2 separate regions of the Homo sapiens genome follow, and region 1 is linked to region 2. The links are chromatin loops, found by intact Hi-C in ENCODE. Cell type or tissue: tibial artery. All regions are shown on one strand. Each heading gives the region's core, and the rest is flanking DNA. Links, peaks and the distances in the headings are about the cores only. Region 1 overlaps CCDC88A (coiled-coil domain containing 88A). Region 2 has its middle 13 kb from the start of CCDC88A.

What was found. Hi-C counts contacts between places; a loop is a spot of excess contacts. Peaks named below come from ENCODE experiments on the same cell type or tissue, not always from the same donor. Only the 100,000 strongest peaks of a DNase experiment are listed, where the experiment ranks them.
Region 1: a loop joins it to region 2, with 2.5 times the contacts of the local background. A loop is called at or near these places in 5 of 110 quality-filtered maps.

The regions. Positions count from the first base shown.
Region 1 is chr2:55,319,941-55,328,585 of GRCh38, reverse strand. CCDC88A (coiled-coil domain containing 88A) reads left to right here. Exons shown (of 33, transcript NM_001365480.1): 17 at 151-292; 18 at 5,894-6,058. The region is part of intron 2 of LOC124907768 (a long non-coding RNA gene); the gene reads right to left. Among named protein-coding and RNA genes, the nearest start is that of MTIF2, 55 kb to the right of the region's middle. In tibial artery, for the core only: no CTCF peak of the experiment used is centred there; no DNase peak of the experiment used is centred there.
Region 2 is chr2:55,428,443-55,437,087 of GRCh38, reverse strand. It overlaps the pseudogene BTF3P5. Among named protein-coding and RNA genes, the nearest start is that of CCDC88A, 13 kb to the right of the region's middle. In tibial artery, for the core only: a CTCF peak has its summit at 4,875 (motif pointing right); no DNase peak of the experiment used is centred there; H3K27ac peaks cover 531 bases.

The sequences.
Region 1 (8,645 bases), core at 218-8,217, 110 kb after region 2:
GCAGTAAGAAGAGGATAATTTCATTTGCCTCTTTAACAAAAATGCTTTTATAAGACCCATTTATGGCATGAATATTTGTGGTCATAAATTATCTTTAAAAATAATTTTCTGACCTCCAATAATGAACTACATTACTTTGTACTTGGATAGTAGGTATAAACTTTTGGAATCAAAATTAGAATCCACTCTTAAGAAGTCTCTTGAAATAAAAGAAGAAAAAATTGCTGCTTTAGAAGCTCGATTAGAAGAATCCACGAATTATAACCAGCAATTGCGCCAAGAACTTAAAACAGTAAGTGATTTTCTTGGAAAGAATTTTAAGGATCATTTATTATATAAATATTTGGACAGAAAAATATAAAGTAGAAAATAAAAATATAAACATTTTATTGATATTTAGTCTATTTCTTCCTTTTTCATAAACTTGAGAATATTCTTAAACAGATCTCTGTCATATGAATATGGTATAGCTTATTCAGTGCTATTTCATGTGTGTAATATTCCTGCCTGCTGTTAGGGATATATCAGAAGTGTGTGGGTGGAATGAGGAAGAGGCAGGCTTATTTTATTGGGAAAAGCTCTCATTGTGATACTGACATTTCACTCTGTCACTCTTTCCTATCGAGGATCCAGGGGAAATTCTGCTAAGCAAAATATGAGTGTGAGTATACCAAGTTAGAGGAAAATCATATGTGTGTTATATAAGACAGCACCTGATCTCATAAATTTGATGTCTTTTCTAGATCTGTTTTCCTTGTGATATTTGAAAGTATTCAGTGAAGTAAGTAAGCAAGGCAGAGGCAACTGTTTATTTTCCCTAAGGAAGTAAATCAAAATATAAGGGACTTTCCCATTCCACAGGGCTAGTAGATGGTAGATTGGTAGAGTCATGTTCTGGTTTATTCACCCTTTTATCATCTCTGCAGTGCCACCAGGAGTGGTCTCAAGGTTAACTAAACACTTAGACTGATAAGATTACTGTAGGCTACATTTAGAATCGCTGTACTCAGAACACTATAAGAAATACAAATAGATAGCAGGGCAGTGTCAGTCCATCCTCTTCACGTAGTTGTCTGAGAATCATCTTCCCACCAGATGGTTTTGGTATAAGATGAGATTCACACTGGGTGTGTGCGGGAGCTTTCCTGGCTTTGAATCCGTATACTCATAGCAGTCATTACCTCTTGCAGCAACTCCAAAGGTATGGATTTACGATTCCCACAGTGCACATACCAATCAATTATGAGAGTTGCTGTACTCAGAGAAGTTCAGAGATAGGGCTGTCTATTGGTCTTTAAAGTTCTCCTAAATAGTCATTTTTTTCAATAAGCAATATTATCTAGTAACATAGAATGTTCCAGTTTTTTTCCACTATTTGCTGACACCATTATTGCTGCTATTTGTCACAGACATTGCCATCGAACATACATTGTTACAGAATAAGTTTTACTTATTTTTCATCCAGACATTCTCAGAGCCAGAGAATAAATTTTAGAACTGTGTCTGGTTAACTAAAGGGATTATTAAGAACAAAACAAAACAAAACAAAAAAAACACATTAACCTGCTTGTTGTCCTGAATTTTTTACCCCATTAGCAGTATCACTGAGTTGCAAATAAAATCAATTTCATGAAGCTACTCAACCAGAAAATTAGTGGGTTTGGGTGTGAGTTGCATACGTGTGTTTCAAGTAGATATTTAAAATGCCATCATTAGGCTGGGTGCGGTGGCTCACGCCTGTAATCCCAGCACTTTGGGAGGCCGAGGCAGGCAGATCTTTTTAGGTTGGGAGTTCAAGACCAGCCTTGCTGACATGGTGAAACCCTGTCTCTACTAAAAATACAAAAATTAGCCAGCCAGGCGTGGTGGCGGGCACCTGTAATCCCAGCCAGCTACCCAGGAGGCTGAGGCAGGAGAATCGCTTGAATCCAGGAGGTAGAGGTTGCAGTGAGCTGACATCCTGCCACTGCACTCCAGTCTGGGTGACAGAGTGAGACCCTGTCTCAAAAAAAGCCATCATTGACTTCCACTTTCAGCTATTTGGACATAACTGTTATGGACTAGCTTCCTGCTATGTATTCAACTGAATTTATATTGTTATAAACTTTTAATACTATATGTGAAGAGGTATTCACTTTAAGGTAGACTGTGAAAGTTAAATACGAATAGTATAAGGGTTAAAGTAACCACTAAATTAGTATGACAAAGAGGTATAGGTAATATGACCAAAAAAGGGAGATAAAATGGACTCATAAAAAAATAAATCCAGGCTAGGCACAGTGGCTTATCTCTGTAATCCCAGCACTTTGGAAGGCTGAGGTCGGCAAGTTCGCTTGAGCGCAGGGGTTTGAGACCAGCCTGGGCAACATAGGGAGATCCTGTCTCTTAAAAAAATCCAAAAGGCAAAAAAAAAAAGAAGAAACAGGGAAGAAAGTACAGATTGGACAAATAGAAAACAAATAGTAAGATGGCAGTTTTAAACCAAAGTATGGCAATAACTATATTAGATATAAAAGGTCTAAACACCCCAGTTAAAAGACAGAGATTAATAAATTAGACAAAAAGATAAGACCCATCTATATGCTACCTATCAGAAATCTTGATGGAAAATGATATATCATTCCAGCACTCATCAAAAAATTGCTAGATTGGCTATATTAATGTTAGACAAAGTAAATTTTAGTGCAGTAAATAGCATCAGAGCTAAGTAGTTCATTGCATAATTATAAAGGGGTCATTCCAGCACAAAGATAACAAGGTTAAATGTTTATGCACCTAATAACAGAGATACACCTAGTAACAGAGCTGCAAAATACATGAAGCAAATATCTGTAGAACTACATGGAGAAAAATCCACAATTACAGTAAGAGAGTTCAATACTCATCTCTCAATAATTGGAGAATAAGTAGAAAGAACTTCATCTACCAGATAAAGGGCTTCTATAAACAGCCTATAGACTAATCACTTTCCCCCTTTAATCAGGAAGAATACAAAGATTTTGCTCTCACTGTTTCTATTAAATGCTGTACTGGTGATCCTAACCAGTATACTAAGATAAGAAGAAATGAAAGGCATACAGATTTGAAAGGAAGAAGTAAAAATGTCTTTCTTCACCTGTGACATGACTATATTTACAGAAAACCCTGAGGAATTCACAGAAAAATCTCTACAGCTAAGGTGAACTAATCAATGTCACAGGATAAAAGTCAATATATAAAAACCTATTTTATTTCTCTACATTAGCAATGAAAGATTGAAAAATGAAATTAAAAAACACCATTTATAATACTATGAAATACTTATGGATGAATTTAAGGAAATGTGTGCAAGAACTCTGTACTAGAAACACCAAAGGAAATACCTCAGTAAATGGAGATAAGAACCATGTTCATGAATTAGAAGACTCAATATTGTTAAAATGGCAGATTTCCCCAGATTGATCTCTTGATTCAACATAATCCCAATTAAAATCCCAACAGGCAGATTAACGAGATGATTCTAAAATTTATATGGAAATATTGATCAAATATTGGTGCAAATTGGGAGCAACTGGAACTGTCATGCATACTGATGCAAATATAAGGTGTTATAACTAATTTAGCAGGCAGTATGGCAGTATCTCAAAAAGTCCTGGCCCATGGCCAGGCATGGTAGCTCTTGCCTGTAATCCCAGCACTTTGGGAGGCTGAGGCAGGTGTATCACTTGAGGCCAGGAGTTCAAGACGAGCCTGGCCAACATGGTGAAATGCTGTCTCTACTAAAAATACAAAAATTAGCTGGGCGTGGTGGCGCACACCTGTAGTCCCAGCTACTCAGGAGACTGAGCCACGAGAATCACTTGAACCCAGGAGGTGGAGGTTGTGGTGAACTGAAATTGCACCACTGCACTCCAGCCTGGGCGACAGAGCGAGACTCCATCTCAAAAAAAAAAGAAAAAGAAGGTGATAATGCTACTTCTCTTTACTCAAGGAAAATGAAAACATAGATAAATGAATTTTTATAACAACTTCATTCATCATCATAAAAACTGGATATAATGACCAAAAGAAAAAAATTACTGATGCACTCAACACATGGTTAAAGCTTAGAAATATACTCAGAAACACACACACATACACACAGATTATATATACTGTGATCATATTTGTGTGAAATTTTAGTATAAGCAGAATTTTTGTGAAAGAAATGAAAACAGTGGTTGCTTAGTGCAGTGATCTTTCTAGAGTGATGGAAGTGTTCTGTCATGTTGATATATGGGTTATATAGGTGTTTGCCATTCTCAAAACTACCGAATTACACTTAAAATCTGTACATTAGCAACTTCATGCAAATTATAACTCTGTTTTTAAAGATGACATTATCTTTGGGAACTTGAAAATTTGAATTCATAACATAATTTACAATATTTTAAATTTTAATTAAACTTTGACAATTTTTTAATTAGCTCTAAATTACTTTGTTACAGTGATTTATCTTTAGACTCTGAATATAAAGATTTTGATTAATGATACATAAAGTAATCATTTTTAATACTTACTTGAAAGAACAATGGGTTTAAAATGAGAAGCCTTCGGCTGGGCGCAGTGGCTCAACGCCTGTAATCCCAGCACTTTGGGAGGCCAAGGTGGGTGGATAGCTTGAGGTCAGGAGTTCGAGACCAGCATGGGCAACATGGTGAAACCTCGTCTCTACTAAAAATACAAAACTTAGCCAGGCATGGTGGCACACACCTGTAATCCCAGCTACTCGGGAGACTGAGGCAGGAGAATGGTTTGAACCTGGGTGGCGGAGGTTGCAGGGTGCCAAGATCGCATCACTGCACTCCAGCCTGGGTGACAGAGTGAGACTATGTCTCAAAAAAATATATAAAATGAAAGGATTCGAGTTTTATTCTCAGCTCCCCTTTCTTAATAACTGCATATATTTATAGCCTTTCTAAGCCTAGAATAAGGACCTCATGGGAAATTCATGTAAAATAGAGACTAGAAATGATGCCACTCATCTATTGTTATTAGTGTGTTAAAAGTAAAAACAAAACAAACAAAACCCGGAAACTAGGATCATAGGGTACCCCTTAGATTTCTTGAGAAACTTGACATTACATTCTATCTTGGCATCTTTTTAGTCTCACCTCATTATTTTCTAACTCATTGGTAGCAATATTAATTGTTGAGTCATAGGCTTTCTTAAGTTGTACATTAGATGTTGAACTATAAAACATTTCTATCCCTGCCTTAATACAAAGGTTGGGGTTAACTTAAAATTTATTATAAGAATCTCCTAGGGTAAACTAGTGCTTCAAGATAGTTTAATAATTCAAGATAAGAATAGTAATATTAAATTTAAGTTGAAGAGAAAGAGTTATTAAGTTAAATCTGGCAAATTTGGTCATGTATGATGAGCAAGTTAATAGCAATCCAAGGATATATCTTATCCAGGATTTTCTAGTGTGATTGTAATCTACTTTAAGAGAGCCAACTCAGAACTAAAAAATCCTGAATACGATATATCCTTAAAATTAATAAAGTGTCAAATCTTTGTGCTTTACGTAGGCATCTCTGTGAAATTTCTAACCTGGTTATAGATAGCTGTAAAAAGAATTGTTAGTCATTAGCAACATATCTATATCCACTGTTAATCCAGGGGCATTTGCACGACAAACGATAGGATTTGACATGACTATTACTCTGGCACATAAGTAGAGTATGTTTTATATTTCTAGGAGGAAAGGATTTACATTTTAAAAAGCATAAATCATACATATTATTCATCACATTTAAAAGTAAATTGCCTTTCGTATTCACCAGATCAGCCCAGAGTCAAATTAATTGAGAGAAATGTAACTGTGGTGATTTTTTTCTCCCCATTAAAATATTTTAAATAAAATTTTAGGTGAAAAAAAATTATGAAGCTCTCAAACAGAGACAAGATGAGGAAAGGATGGTACAGAGCTCTCCTCCAATATCTGGTGAAGACAACAAATGGGAGCGAGAAAGTCAAGAAACGACTAGAGAACTTCTGAAAGTTAAAGACAGATTAATTGAAGTAGAAAGAAATGTAAGTATTTTTAAATTTTAGTAGAAATAGTTTTTTTTAGAAATAGAGGATCACTGGATATATTTATCTTAGATACATTTTCTAATATTTAAACAATTGATGGCACTTAATAAGAAAATTCTAGTCATATAGTCCTTTTTCTATTTGTTCCTACCTAAGGGGACTTTCTTTTTGCTTCTCCTGCCTGGAACATATGACTGGCTTCCCTCAGCATTTGGGTAGCATATCATATGTCCTGCAGAAGGTCTTCTCTGACTTCTTCCCCCAGTAAAGTTGTTATTCCTGACTTAAACTATTCACTATTGTTCCACTGCTTTAGTTTTTTCATAGCACTTTTCACAGTGAAATTAAATTTTGTATTCATTTATGAAAGCAGGTAATTCGTCTTTCTTTTTATTACCACCGTGCCTTTACTATCTAGAATAGTGCCTGGTAGGTAGTAGACACTTAACAAATATTTGCTAAATTAGTTCAATATATACTTGACAGTAAACAACAAGCAAACAAACTGAACAACAAATACTTACCCTTCAAAAGATGAATAAACTTAAGGAACTTACACAATAACAAGTAAAATAGTTGTGGTGGTGGTTTTTTTTTTTTTAATTTAACACAAAAATAGTACCTTTAATTAAAAACTAAGCAATAAAACCAAAAATTAATCCCCACACCATGATTTCTACTTTCTCATTCAAAAAGAATCACTATAAACAGTTTATCTTCCTAGAAAATTTTCTTGTCATTTATCTGTATGTAGAAGTATATTTCTTTAACAAATTTATACCTGTGGGATCATGCTATACAAAATTCCTATTTGCATTTTCAGTTAATATTATATTGGAGATGTCTCAATTTTAGCAGATGTATATGTATTTCATTTTAATGACTACCTATTATTCCATAGTGTGAATGTTACCATAATTTACTTAAATAAATCTCACATTTCTGGACATTTAGGTTTTTTTGGTTTTTTTTTGAGACGGAGTCTCACTTTGTCGCCCAGGAATTGAATGCAGTGGCGTGATCTCGGCTCACTGCCAGCTCTGCCTCCCAGGTTCACCCCATTCTCCTGCCTCAGCCTCCCGAGTAGCTGGGACTACAGGCGCCTGCCACCACGCCTGGCTAATTTTTTGTATTTTTAGTAGAGACAGTTTTCACCATGCTTGTCAGGATGGTCTCAATCTCCTGACCTCATGATCCGCCCACCTTGGCATCCCAAAGTGCTGGGATTACAGGCATGAGCCACCGCGCCCCACCCATTTAGGTTATTTTTAAACATGTTCATAGAATGCTAAATTCCTGACAGTGAAATTGCAAGGCCAAAGGATATATACGTGTGTGTGTGTGTATTTAATTGATTTTTTCTACTAGTCTTTAAAAATCCCATCTATTATCTTTTTTTTTTTTTTTTTCTTCTCTGAGACAGGGTCTCACTCATCTCCCAGGCTGGAATGCAGTGGCGAGATCATAGCTCACTGAAGCCTCATCCTCCCAGGCTCAAGTGATCCTCTTGCCTCAGCCTCCCAACTAGCTGGGAGCACAGGTGCACACCACCACACCCAGCGAATTTTTGTATTTTTTGTAGAGATGGGGTCTCACTATGTTGCCCAGACTGGTCTCGAACTCCTGGCCGCAAGTGATCTGCTCTCTTCAGCCTCCTGAAGTGCTGGGATTGCAGGTGTGAGTCACCACACCCAACCTAAAAATCACATCAATTTTCAGTCCCACTAAGAGAGTATACCTATCTTTCCATATTAACATTGGATAGTACCTAGTGCTTTAATTTTTCTTAAAGCAATAGGAGAAAATATTTTCATGTGCACATTTAAAATTATGAGTTAGGTATTACACATCTTTCATATATTTATTGGCCATTTATAAATGCCTATTTTTAATCAGTGATATATATACCTATATTGCTTGGATTCATAATTACATTTTAGAAAATTGAGCTGGCATATAAAGTTCTGTAAGGTGAATCTTTTTTTCTTGTAGACTTCCTTTATAAATTCTCATTGGAAAAAAATTACTTCATATCATATTTTAGATAATGGGGTTATAAAGACGGTTAGCCATATAATAGGCTGGTAATTTTTGTGTGTTTGCCAGTATTATATTTGCTAACTTATTTCTTTGCCCTTGTAAATTTTTTCCTGCTCTAAGATACCCTCTCAGCTATCTCTTCTATTCATTATAGACTATAGGAATTTTTTTTATTCCCAAAGACACCTGGAATAATCGGTAGAGCTTGTACAATTTAGTTTCTAAAGTGCTAAACTACAATAGTATTTCACATATATATGTGAAAAATGGTTCACCTCTTTGTGCTGAGATGGTATATAAATACATCAGTACTATCAGTATTCCTTTTTATTTTTTCTAGTACACATTTTTTCATCCTTTCTATTTGAACAAATGAACAAAAGAGAAGTATAAAATCATAACGCATCTTAAAGCATTTGTTTCCTCAGCTTCAATTTTATGGTATAATATGTGGGTCAAATCCTGACCTGCCTTTTACACAGTGACATGCAGTGTATATAACATAAAGCCAATAAAATTAATGTTATATTTACATATAGATATG
Region 2 (8,645 bases), core at 118-8,117:
AAGGCTTCAAACTCTTGGCCTCAAGTGATCCTTCTGCCTCAGCCTCATGAGTAGGTGGGACTATAGGCATATGTCACAATGGCTGGCTTTGATCACTGATTTCTGATGTTACTATTTTAATTGTTTTGGGGCACCATAAACCACATCCATATAACATGGTAAACTTACTCAATAAAGGTTGTGTGTGTTCTGACTGTCCCACCAACTAGCTATTATCCCGTCTCTGTCTCTCTCCTCTGGCCTTCATGTGAGACAACAATATTAAAATTAATCTACTTAATAACCCTACAACAGCCTCTGAGTATTCAAATGAAAGAAAGAGTTGGATGTCTCTCACTTTAAATCAAAAGCCAGGAATGATTAATTTTACAACTAAGATTAATGTTAGTTGTCATCTTCTCAAGGCATGTTAAAAGCCAAGATAGGCCAAAAGCTAGCCTCTTATGCCAAACAGTCAAGTTGTGAATGAAAAGGAAAAGTTCTTTTTTTTTTTTTTTTTTTTTTTTTTGAGACAGGGTATTCTCCGTCACCTAGGCTGGAATGCAGTAGCATGATGATGGCTCACTGTAGCCTTGACCTCCGGAGCTCAAGCCATCTTCCTACTTTGGCCTACCCCAAGTAGTTAGGACCACAGACGTAAGCCACCATGCCTGGCTAATTTTTAAATTTTTTATAGAGACTGGGTCTCCGCATGTTGCTCAGGGTGGTCAAAAGCTCATGGGCTCAAGCAATGTGCCCACCTTGGCCTCTTAAAGTGCTGGGATTACAGGCATGAGCCACTGCACTAAGTCTAAGAAATGTTCTTGAAAGAAATTAACACGCAAATAAGAAAGTGAGAATGTGAGAAAGTGAGAAAGGCTGTTGCCAATATGGAGAAAGTTTTAGCGGTCTGGATAGATCAAACCAGCCACAACATTCCCTTAACTTAAGGCAAGAAAGTTAGCAAGGCCCTAACTCTCTTCAGTTCTGTGAAGCTGAGACAGGTAAGCATGCTGCAAAAGAAAAGTTGGAAGGTAGTGGAGGTTGGTTCATGAAATTTCATGAAGAAGCTGTCTCCATAACATGAAAGTGCAAGGTGAACAGCAAGTGTTAATACAGAAGCTGCAGCAAATTATCCAGAAGACCTAGCTAAGATTATTGATCAAGGTGGCTACACTAAATAACAGATTTTTAATGTATACAAAATAGCCCTCTATCAGAGGAAGATGCCATCTAGGACTTTCAAAGCTAGAGAGAAGTCAATGCCTAGCTTCAAAGAACAGACTGACTTTCTTGGTGGGGGCTAATGCAGATGGTGACTTTAACTTGAAGCCGATGCTCATTTAGCATTCCAAAAATTATAAGGCCCTTAAGAATTACGCTAAATTGGTGTGTACACCCAATCTCAGCTGGTCCACCCAAGACCCCCTGAGCACCAACCCTAGTCCCCCGGGTGGCCCCTTATCCACTCCGACAAGATGAAAGAAGCAATCATGAACCAGGAAAAACTCGCAAACTGCAGGCACAAGTGCGCATTGGTGGGAAAGAACTGCTTGCAGAAAGAAGGTGGTTCATAGAGCAGCCGCAGCAGATGATAAAAAACTTCAATTCTCCTTAAAGAAGTTAGGGGTAAACAATATCTCTGGTATTGAAGAGGTGAATATGTTTACAAACCAAGGAACAGTAACCACTTTAACAACCCTAAAGTTCAGGCATCTCTGGCAGCGAACACTTTCACCGTTACAGGCCATGCTCAGATAAAGCAGCTGGCAGAAATGCTACCCAGCATCTTAAACCAGCTTGGTACAGGCAGTCTGACTAATTTAAGGAGACTGGATGAAGCTCTGCCCAACAATCTGTGGATGGAAAAGCACCACTTGCTACTGGCGAGGATGATGATGATGAAGTTCCAGATCTTGTGGAGAAATTTGAAGAGGCTTCCAAGAATGGGGCAAACTGAATTGAGTCAACTTCTGAAGATAAAACTTAAAGTTACTGGGAGCTGCTATTTTATATTATGACTGCTTTTTAAGAAATTTTTGTTTATGGATCTGATAAAATCTAGATCTCTAATATTTTTAAGCCCAAGCCCCTTGGACACTGCAGCTCTTTTCAGTTTTTGCTTATACACAGTTCATTCTTTGCAGCTAATTAAACCAAAGAAACTTGGGAATCAAGTTTGAAACAAAGGTTAATAAAGTTCTTTGCCTAGTTAAAAAAAAGAAAGAATTATACTAAATCTACTCTGCCTGTGCTCTATTAAAGGAGCACCAAAGTCCACCTGACAGCACATCTGTTTACAGCATGGTTTACCGAATATTATAAGCCCACTGTTGAGACCTGCTGCTCAGGAAAAAAAAGATTCCTTTCAAAATAACATTGCTAGGGCCCAGTGCAGTGGCTCACGCCTGTAATCCCAGCACTTTGGGAGGCTGAGGCGGGTGGATCATGAGGCCAGGAGTTCGAGACCAACCTGACCAACATGGTGAAACCCCATCTCTACTAAAAATACAAAAATTAGCATGGCGTAGTGGCGTGTGCCTGTAATCCCAGCTACTCGAGAGGCTGAGGCAGGAGAATCGCTTGAACCAGGGAGGCAGAGGTTGCAGTGAGCTGAGATTGCACCATTGCACTCCAGCTTGGGCAACAGAGCAAGATTCCATCTAAAATAAATAAGTAAATAAATAAAAATAACATTGCTCACTGACAATGTACCTGGTCATCTAAGAGCCCTGCTGGAGGTATACAAGGAGATTAATGTTTTCCTGCCTGCTAACACAACATCCATTCTGCGGCCCACAGATCAAGGAATAATTCAACTTTCATCTTGTTATTTGTTTGGAGAAAAAGTCTCAAAGTGTTGTTTCCCTCTGCTCTCACACCACAACAATCAACACAGAAGGCTTCTGTGGCTAAATGTGTGGGGATTTTTGCCCACCAACAAGCAGTGAACACCAATCTGATACTACCTGGAGACAGATCAGATCCCACAGGTTGAGGGCTCAGTCCTCAAGGCTAATCCCCAAGCTTCAGACACAAGTCACAAGTCTGGGCCTGGTGAACTTCTGACTGTCTTCAAGTTGGAGTCCCCACAACCACTTCTTTGGGTTCAATTGATTTGCTGGAGTGGCTCACCGAACTCAGGGAAACATTTATTAATACATTTACTGGTTTATTATAAAGGACATTATAAAGGATACACATGAAGAGAAGTATACAGTGAGGTATAGGTGAAGGAGCACGGAGGTTCCATGTCTTCTCTGAGTGCACCATACTGTAGGAACCTCCACATATTCAGCTATCTGGAAGCACTCCAAATCCTGCTCTTTTGGGTTTCAGAGAGGTTTCGTTACATAGGCATGATTAATTAAACCATTGGCCATTGGTGTTCAATTAACCTTTGTCCCCTTATCCCCTCACCGGAGGTTGGGGGATGGGGTTGAAAGTCCCTATCCTCTAATCATGCTTTGGTCTTTCCAGTGACCACTCCCAACCTGAAGCTATTACTCAATATTAGCCGTACAAAGAGACAGCACTTTGGAGATTCCAAGGATTTTAGGAGTTGTGTGCCAGGAAATGGGGAAAAAGCCCAAATATACATTTCATGATATGACATTAAGAAATATGCTATAGCTGCCAATGATAGTGATTTCTGTGATGGTTCTGGAAAAAATACCTTGAATACCTTCTGGAAAGAGTTCACCATTCTAGATGTCTTTTCGAATATCCACGATTCATAGGAGGTCAAAATATTAATATTAACAGAAGTTTGGAAGAAGTTTATTCCAACCCTTATGGTTGACTTTGAGGGGTTCAAGACTTCAGGGGAGGAGGTAACTGTGGTGGAAATGGTAAGAGAACTAGAAGTGGAACCTGAAGAAGTAGTTGAACTGCTGCAATCTCATGATAAAACTTGAACGAATGAGTAGTTACTTCTGATAGATGAGCAAAGAAAGTGGTTTCTTGAGATGGAATATACTCTCAAGTGAAGATACCATGAACATTGTTGAAATGACGACAAGAACTTAGGATATTCCATAAAATTAGTGAATAAAGCAATGGCAGGGTTTGAGAGGATCGACCTCAATTTTTAAAGAAGTTCTACTGTGGGTACAATGCTATCAAGCAGCAGCTCATGCTACAAAGAACTCTTTTGTGAAAGGAAGAGCCAATCAATGTAGCACACTTCATTACTGTCTTATTTGAAGAAATTGCCACAGCCACCCTAACCTTCAATAACTACCATTCTGATTGATTAGGAGCCAGCAACATTAAGATAAGACCCTCCACCAGCAAAATAATTTTGGGTCATTGAAGGCTCAGATGATCATTAGCATTTTTTAGCAATAGAGTATTTTTTAATGCAGGTATATATATTTTTTTATACATAATGCTACTGCACACTTAATAGACTACAGTATAGTATAAACATAACTTCTTATGCACTGGGAAACCAAAAAATTTGTATCTCCTGCTTTATTGCAATATTCGCTTTATTGCAGTGGTCTAGAACCAAACTACTCCAAGGTGTGGCTATACTTAAAATCATGATGTCTTAATTTGTTTGCTTAAAATATATCTGCATGTGTATTCTAAGCAGATAAATCAAGACATGATTATTCATATTATTAGAGGTAAGTGAAATTTAGAGAGAGGTCTCCAGGCTAGACCATATTCATTTCTCTCTTTGAACTCCTGTGGTTGTTGCTGTCTACACTATCCCCTTACTACTCGAAGTGTAATTTCAGAGGTATTCCTGTAATTGTAATATAATGCCAGCATATGTTTTTTATGTTACAAAACATAACAAACATTATTTCAGGAAAATCGAAATACCATCAACAAATGAAATGTGAAATAATGCCCTTGATAGTAATTTCTTTTCCTTTCTACCAATAGAGGGCAACATGAACAAGTTGCTGACTTGATGGCAGTGTTCAAACCTCCTGTCTCAGCAAAGTTCAAAAAAGACAGTATTAAACTTGTGACAAACAAAAGCAGTAGAAGTTGAAACTATAAAACATTAGTAGGAGGAGCTCCTGTCTGGTTTCTCTGCCTACAGTCTCACCTCTTTCCAATCCCCCTACTATAGTGCTGCTAGAAATTTCTTCTAAAGGAGAAATCTGATATCATTCCCTTGATTTTTTTTTTTAAAGCTCAGTTGTACTCTACGACCAATAGGATAAAAGGCCAAGTTCTTTAGTGTGATATTTGGGTTTCTTCTTAATATGACTTTAACTTTCATTTCTCACCATTGTCCACATTTGGAAACTTCTTTAGCCACGTCAAGCTACTCATGGCTCCTCAGACACAATATACTCTTCTATACCTTGATGATGCTTTGCTTTGGTGGTTCTTCCACCTGAAATTCCCTGTACTTCCACTCCCCATTAAACACTTACTTATCACTCAAGGCCTGGCTCAAAAGTCATCTTTCTGTGGAGACTTTCTTGACTTTCCATTATTGAACCTTGTTTCTCCCACAAATAGCATATACTACAGATTGAATTGTTTTAGAATAATTAGTTTGTATTCCTTAGCAGACTACAAGGTCTCTGAGGGTTCATGTGTCAAAAGGAAATGTCTTATTCATCTTCATGTCTCCAATGCCTAGTATGCAGTAAATACTCATAATGTGTGTTTGTTGAATGAACAAAGAAAAGGAACTAAATAGAGAGTTCTCATATTGGACAAAACACCTTGTGTAAAATTTTAGACAGACATTGCAGCTAAGGCTTGTAGATGGTGCTTCTCACAAGATCAGGAAGCATCAGATGTTACCAAAAGATTATTTTTGAAATATATAGATGTTTTTGGAGAATTTTAATTTCCCTATTGCCTCTTAGCAGCCAGATTTTTTTTGTAGTATAGTTAAGATGGAGGTTCTTTGGTGCAGAAGTACAGGGATATTATGTTACTTACAATTTAGAGAAATCCTGGTTGCACGAGGTCACCTATTTCTAAGCCAGGTGGAATTCTACTTTCCTGCTTCTCTGGAGACAAGGGATGATCTACAGTCTGTGTGTACTTGGCATACTCAATAACCAATTCCAGTCTCATTTATGTCTGTTTGCTGAGATTAGCGTTCACACAGTGACGGAAGAAGAAGGTATTCCTTTCATGATTCTACCTCAGACTTGTACACTGCAATACATTTAAAAACACATGATGTATATACCAGTAAGTAGACACAGCTGATGTTTTGCAGAGGTGATCATTGCTATACCATCTGCCAGGTTTTGCAGTTGGTTTAAAAAAAAAAAAAGAAATTAGTTCAGCAGGATTTGCTCTTCACAAAATCATGTTGAGTTTTGCCAATTCTATGTAATTTGATATGCTCTTGCTAATTGAGTAAGAGAAAAATGCTTTCACATTGCACTGCAGGAAAAATATGGCCATTGTCCTTATGACCCTTGTTAAAAAAAAAAATTCGGTCATGAGTTAGATAGGGTTATAGTAAATAAAGGTGAAAATAAAAAAGACTGAGACAGCTGAGTAATTCAAAATTGTAACTAAATCAAAACTGTTTGTAGCTACCATAATAAAATTGATATACTACTGCCATGTCTTAAACTAAACAGAAGGAGGAGGTTAAGATCTAAAACTAAGAGTAGGCTGCCTTTTGGGATCGAAATAAATCCAGTCCAGAGCTTGGAGGTCTGTCTACTAGTAAATTTCCATAAAAAGTGTGTAGGAGTTTGTGATACATGACACAGATAGTTTCTTCCTAATTCAGAGTCGAAATCCTCACATGATGAATGTATTGCAAAAGATAAGCAATCTAGCTGATGATTAGAAAAAAGGATTTGTTAGGAGACTTTTTGGCCCTTTGTTTTTTTTGTTTTGTTTTGTTTTGTTTTTTGTTGTTGTTGTTTTTTTGAGACAGGGTCTCACTCTGTGGCTCAGGCTGGAGTGCAGTGGTGTGATCACAGCTCACTGCAGCCTCGACCTCCTGGACTCAGGTGATCATCCCACCCCAGTGTCCCCAGTTGCTGGGACTACAGGTGCATGCCATCATGCCTGGCTAATTTTTGTACTTTTTGTAGAGCAGGGGTTTCACCAAGTTTCCCAAGCTGGTCTCAAGTTCTCGGGCTCAAGCGATCCTCCCGCCTTCCCCTCCCAACGTGCTAGGATTATAGGTGTGAGTCACTCTGCCCGGCCTACTATGTTAATTTCATAATGATTGAAAATTAATTAATTCAACAAATTTATATATTCCACTAATACAGAGCACATACTATCTGCAAGACACTGCAGGACACTGATACTATATATTTGTCGGTTAAAATAAAATTGTTGGCCAGGCACAGTGGCTCACACCTGTAATCCCAGCACTTTGGGAGGCAAGGGCAGGAGGATCACTTGACCCTAGACCCTATGTGTTGAAGACCAGCCTGAGTAATGTAGTGAAACCCCATCTCTTAAAAAAAAAAAAAATTAGCCAGGAATGGTGACACACACCTATAGTACCAGCTACTCAGGAGGCTGAGGTAGGAGGGTGGCTTAAGCCTGGGAGATCAAGGCTGCAGTGAGCTGTGATCATGCCACTACACTCCAACCTGGGTGATAGAGCAAGACACTGTAAAAAAAAAAAATTAATACCTTGCAGCAATCGATCATAGATGTTGACCTATACGCCATAAATTTTATGGCAGTTTAACATTCTTATCAGCTGCCTCTGTCTCTTCATGACATTTTACCAAAAGCTTAAGCTTCTGTTAAATTGAAAATAATTGCCTTCTTATATGACTTTCAGAAAATCTACAGAAATGGTTCTAGGTGTTCTCCACACCTTTCACATGCAGCTCTGTGCTACACAGTCTTCTACTGGGGCTTCTGGTCCCACTGTCTTCTGTGCCCTGAAGGTTGACCTCTATGGACACCATCATATGGGGCTTCTTATTCTTTACTTCCAGGGGGTTCAGCCAGAAGGGAAGCACTGGCCTGAAATATAAGTGAGGAGGATGGAGAGATTGGGATATTTATTTGCCTTTCTTCTGCATCATGATTATGGCAGTGGCTCCACACTGTATGGACACAGTTCCTATTTAAAGACTCCTCTTCCAAGGCTCCAGGTCTTTCAGGGTTCTGGCAGCACAGTTTCCTCCTCTTGCCCCTTCAGGCCTAGGGGTGAGAAGTGCTCCTTGCTATCGTTCATCCTTGGGTGGTTCCCTGCCCCCATGTTCATTCACTTACCTTCTCATGCCTCTCTAAATCATTCCTTCATTACTTTCTTTTCACTTAAATGCTTTTTTTTTGTCTGAAGCAGCCTAAAGTTAAACACTTTAAGTGTGCCCTCTGCTTCCTGCTAGAACTCAAGAAGACTAGAAACAAACAAACAAAAATTTTATATACAGAAGAAAAGTTATCAATGGTAACATGCTGAAAGAATGAAAGCAATTCGAACTATATCTGAATCAACAGAGTAATGAAATTCAGCTTCCAAGGAGCTTGTAGACCATTTCTGCAATTCCAGAAGGTAACTATATACAATATAGTTGGATAGTTTATTTAATTATTTGTAGTCAGTTAATTCACAGGGAAGAAAGTCATTCCTGTTTTTTGTTTTGTTTTATTTGCATCCTATGCATTCAACAAGGATAGAGCCGCGCCTATTTCTTTGCCTATAGTGTATGGCTGCTTCTTGCTACAATGGCAGAGTTGAG